Linked DNA regions of Mus musculus: region 2 is linked to region 1. Evidence: chromatin loops called from intact Hi-C (ENCODE). Cell type or tissue: heart. All regions are shown on one strand.

What was found. Hi-C counts contacts between places; a loop is a spot of excess contacts. Peaks named below come from ENCODE experiments on the same cell type or tissue, not always from the same donor. Only the 100,000 strongest peaks of a DNase experiment are listed, where the experiment ranks them.
Region 2: it touches region 1 in a loop (2.9-fold over the local background); 7 of 42 quality-filtered maps call a loop at or near these places.

What each region holds. Positions count from the first base shown.
Region 1 is chr11:19,923,384-19,925,883 of GRCm38, forward strand. It overlaps Spred2 (sprouty-related EVH1 domain containing 2), which reads left to right and starts at 1,059. Exons shown (of 6, transcript NM_033523.4): 1 at 1,059-1,573. The coding sequence starts at 1,548. In heart, CTCF peaks have their summits at 1,029 and 1,922; DNase peaks (open chromatin) are centred at 868, 2,098 and 2,368; H3K4me3 peaks cover 2,500 bases; H3K27ac peaks cover 2,261 bases.
Region 2 is chr11:20,206,868-20,209,367 of GRCm38, forward strand. All of the region lies in intron 1 of Rab1a (RAB1A, member RAS oncogene family), which reads left to right. Among named protein-coding and RNA genes, the nearest start is that of Rab1a, 6.7 kb to the left of the region's middle. In heart, a CTCF peak has its summit at 1,049 (motif pointing right); no DNase peak of the experiment used is centred here.

The DNA of each region.
Region 1 (2,500 bases):
TGGATGCATCCTCCTTCTGCCCCCGCACATTCAAAAAGAAAGAAGGAAGGAAAGAAAGAGAGAGAGAGGGGGGGGGAGGGAGGGAGGGAGGGAGGGAGGGAGAGAGAGAGGGAGAGAGAGAGAGAGAGAGAGAGAGAGAGAGAAAGAAAGAAAGAGAGAAAAAGGAAGGGAAGGGAAGGAAAGGGAAGGGAAGGGAAGGGAAGGGAAGGGAAGGGAAGGGAAGGGAAGGGAAGGGAAGGGAAGGGAAGGGAAGGGAAGGGAAGACGGGTCGGGGGTGGAGTAATGAGTTCCTGGGTCTCTCTTTGGCCAAACCCCATCAAAGGTAGTAATCTGTGACCCAGTAAACTAAGAGTAGACTTCTAAGAGCTGGAGACAAGAAACGTTATTCACAGACTGGATAATTTACTTTGGTGTTACCTTTAAACTTCATCTCTGCCTGCAATGCCAAAGTTTTATGGCTGTTTGCCTTTTGTTTTCTGCGTACATATTTTTAAAAATATGCCCGCTCTAGGTGGGCATGGTGTTGCATGACAGTAATCCCATCGTGTGGAGGCCAGCGGAGGCCACCTGCACTGCCCCCAACCCCCACCCCGCAGTGTTTCTCCAAACCCAAACTCTCTGGCAACATCTAAACTCCTCCCCATCTCCGCCCTCCGCCACCTCCCCCCTTGATTTTTAATCCGAAGGTTTGGAAGGAGGGAGGGACAAAACGGGAGCCAGATGTGCTCTTGTCTTCGGCTCCCGCCTCCTCCCTCTTGGGCTTCCTAAAACCCGGAGCACCGGAGACAAGGATTCGGATCCTGACAAACGCAGTGCCAACCATGCTGTTCCGAGGCTCCTCCCTGACTGGAAGCTAGCGGGAGGGGGAGTAGAAGAGGGGCACGCTCAGTAGGCGGGACAAAGTGTTTTGTGAGTGTGTTTTTTTCCTCTCTCTCTCCTCTCTCTCTTTTATTTTGGTCGCAAGTAGGAAGCTTTTTGCACTCCACCACCTCTGGCCGCTGGGAAGACGTCATCGCTTCCGCCCTACTTCCTCCTCCTGTTGGCGGCGCTGAGAATCCAATATGGAGTAAATCGGTGGAGTGGCGAGATGGGGCTCGGACGGGGCGCCCTGCACCGCCTCCCAGGCGCATCTCCCCCGGCCGCCGAGCACTACCCGGAACCCTGATTGGCCCGGTCCCCGGGGGCGACCCCGGCCCGGCCCCAGCGCAGCCGACTGCCCGCCCGCCGCCCGGAGCGTGCTTGTTTTTCTGCTGCTCTCCCCCTCCGGGTCCCCTTCCCAAATCTCGCCTCTGCACCCCCTCAGAGCCCCGGGGCCGTGCCCGGCCGGCCCACGGCGTCCGCTGCCTGGTGTGCCCCTTCCCAGACCTCGCCCTGATCTCGGGGCTCTCCATTTCCCCGCCTGCCTCGGCGCCCCCTTCATCTCTAGCTCCCCCCCTCCACCACCAAATCAGGAGATGTCGGAGATGTGAAGAAGGGGGGCGAGCGCACAGGAAGATGAAGGGAGCCAGGCTGCATGCCGCGGGACAGGCGTCTAGGTGAACAAGAAAATGACCGAAGAAACACACCCGGACGAGTAAGTTAGCCGCGGGTGGGACGCGGGTGCCCGGAGGGGTGGTGTGGGGGCCGCCGCCAAGGACGCAGGAGGGGACTCGTCGGAGGAACTTGGCCTGGGGTGCAGCCGCTGGCTGAGCTGTCGGGGCTATGCGCGAGGCTCTTGACTTGGCTGGGGGAGACGGCAGAAACCGCCTGGGGTCTGCAAGTCCAGGTCGCAGCCCGGGCCAAGGGCGCGCAAATGACCTCGGGGCGGTCCTCGGGCTGCGGGAGCGGAAGCTCTGACGCCCTCCACGCGGGGCATCCCGGGGTCGATGGGTCTGTGTGCATGGTGACTTTGTGACTCCTGGCACTGCTGCCCTCCCATAGCCCTCTCCGGAGCCCTCTGGGGCCCGGGCTCCGCCATTTCGTTTTCTTGAATCGCTCTCATTTGCATACCACATTTTCATTCATAAAAACACGGAGGAGTTGGGGGAGGGCCAGTCGGGCTCGGCACAGGGTCAGTGCGCCCGGGTCCTCGCAGCGGCCAGAGCGCGGGAGCAGCCTGCCGAGTCCCGGCGCGCGTGAGTGTGTGCACGCGCGTGTGGGCCGGCACACGCGCCCCGCGGTGTCGGGGCAGCACTGGGGGCGGATCCGAAGCGTGTGCAGCGAGGGCGGGAGAGCGTGCGGGGAAGCGCGCTCCTGGCATGTATGTGAGGGAGAGCGCGTGCCCGTGCGTGTGCCCGGCCCGCAGGCCCGAGGGGAACAAAGCTCTCGGTGCTTAGTCAGAGGTGCTTGTGCTCGCCCCTCGGGGAGACCCGGGCTTGTCACCGTCTCTGGGCCAAGTGGCAGCTGCTTCCCGCCTAAGTCGCACTTAGGTTTGGATCTCCGCTCTAGTAGTGTTCGAGGCGTTTCCCTCTCGGGGAGCTGGGGGCGGGGCTGCCCGTGGGCCCCAGCGGGTACTTAGCCA
Region 2 (2,500 bases), 280 kb after region 1:
CTTACTGTGTAGAATGTGATTTTTAAGTGTTTAGAGCATCACTATCTATAATTGTCAGGTTGACAGGCAGCTGCTTGGAGTCTTTACAAAATGTTCAGGCTGCAAATTTCAGTACCCAGGAGAGTCAGGAGTTTAAAGCCAGTCTTGGTTGCAGGGCAGTCTGGCTGATAAGACTTTTCTCAGAGAAAAAAAGAGTAGAAGGAAGGGAGAGAAAACAAAACCTGAGTGCCGTTATGTGAGCTATTTTAGGCGTTACTTACTTTTTATTACTCTGTCTGAATTTCACATTGGATTTTCTTGGTAAGAGACATTGGTAAATTGCTCCCTTTGCCTTTTAAGGAGAAGGGAGTGGTTAGCCTATTCTTGTTTTCCTGTAGAAGTTGGGGCTGAAATTGGTGCTTTGGTACTATAATATTAATTTTTAAAAAATTAGTATTTATGTTTATGGTGCTTTTCCCTCATATTTGTCTGCACCTAATGGATGCCTAGTGTTAGAGAAAGGTAGAAAAGGGAGTTGAATCCCCTGGATCTGGAATTAAGGGAATTGAACCTGGATCCTCTGGAACATTCTGCATCTAGTGCTCTTAAATCCTGGGCTATCTCTTCAGCATCCCTAGAATATAATTTAAGGGAAACAAACAAACAAACAAACAAAAAAACTCTGCTTTTCGTGCCAACAGGGATTGAATTTATGACCTCCAAGTGCGTCCCCTCAACCCTAAAATTTTAAAATTTAAGCCAGATAACATTTAGATAAACATCTACTTTAAATATTCATGGAGAAGTTTTTATTACACACACACACATTTAAAAAGGGTTAGTTTTATCTTATGTCTATTGGTGTATGCATGTCTGTGGCTGAGGCCAAATTGTAAACTCCAGTTCTAAGTCTTAAAATGTAGAGACGGCAGCAGCCACAGAATATGAAATCTATAGTTAGGTTTAAGTGGCCTTTGACCTCTTTTTTTTTTTTTTTTTTTTTTTAGATTTATTTATTTAATGTATATGAGTACACTGTAGCTGTCTTCAGACACACCACTAGAGGGCATCGGATCTCATCACAGATGGTTGTGAGCCACTATGTGGTTGCTGGGAATTGAACTCTGGACCTCTGGAAGAGCAGTCAGTGCTCTTAACCACTGAGCCATCTCTCCAGCCCCCCCACCCCCATTGACCTCTTAAATACTGTAGGTTGGTCTTTTTCCTAAGTGTTTTAAGTTAAGTGTATCTGTCTTGCTTTTCTCTTTCTTGTCTATTGGATGTTTTTATTGGGACCTTAGAAGTTGTGAAGTCTTTCTGAGAGTGAAAAATCATGGAAGCAAGCCATTGAACTGAAGCAGCCATGAACACTATGCAAGACCTTCCCACAATTTGAACCTTCCCACAATTCGAACCATTGACTTCCTGTCATGGATTATCAAGGGTTCTCCAACACAGCCTTCTCTAAGAATACTCAGGGACATTTGCAGGAGGAAGATACATTTTCCTCAGTGGAGTAGCCACTGGCAAGGTGCCTGTGCTCCTGTAAACAACCCTAATGGAATTCATTGCCATCCCTCCTCGCCACCCCGCCCCCCATGGGAGTAGAGGGAGGATTAGTTGAAGGGGATCAGTGACCCTTAGGAGCAGGAGAGAGGGCCATGTGAGTATGACCAAGATAGATATGAAATGCCATACTAAAATCCAGTGTATAATTCCTGGATGCTAGTAAGTATTTTGAAAAAGTCAGTCTCAGTTCCAGAGACTTAGTGTCAAAGTTGTATTTAGTTTCATGTAAAGAAAAGGACTGATTTGGCCAGATTGGCAGACAAGAAGCCACAGCAATCCTTTGGTCTCCCTAGTGTTGGGATTACAAGTGTGCTGTGCTGTTTTTGTTTGGTTTGGTGGGTTTTGTTTGTTTGTTTGTTTCCTTTTGGTTTTTCAAAACAAGGTTTTTCTGTGTAGCCCTTACCATCCTGAAAGTTGCTTTGTAGACCACCAGATTGGCCTCAAATTCGGAGCTTCCCAAGTGCTAGGATTAAAGGTGTGAGTCTCCACCACCTGGCTGTTTTTTTTATTTTTATTTTATAATTGAAAAATTTTAAATTCTGATTCATTACTGTTTCCACTAATGTTCTTTTTCTGGCCTAAGATTCAATCCAGATTACCATGCTCTGTTTATGTCATATTAGTTACCTTTGTTCTCTGAGGTCTCTCCTTTTTCATGATCTAGGCTTTTGTCTTTTTGAGACAGGATCTTGCTTATGTTATGTTGCAATCTTAGCCATTGTTGGCCTGAAGCAGGCTGGAAACTTGTAGGAGAACATTCTTTTAATGTCTCCAGAGTACTAGGATTATAGGCAAGTGCTTGGCTTAATGATTTTGATAGTTATTCGTTCTTTGTTTTCTTTTTTTTTCTTTTTTAAGACTTATTATTTTATGTATATGAGTACACTTCAGACACACCAGAAGAGGGCATCAGATCCCATTACAGATGGTTTTGAGCCACCATGTGGTTTCT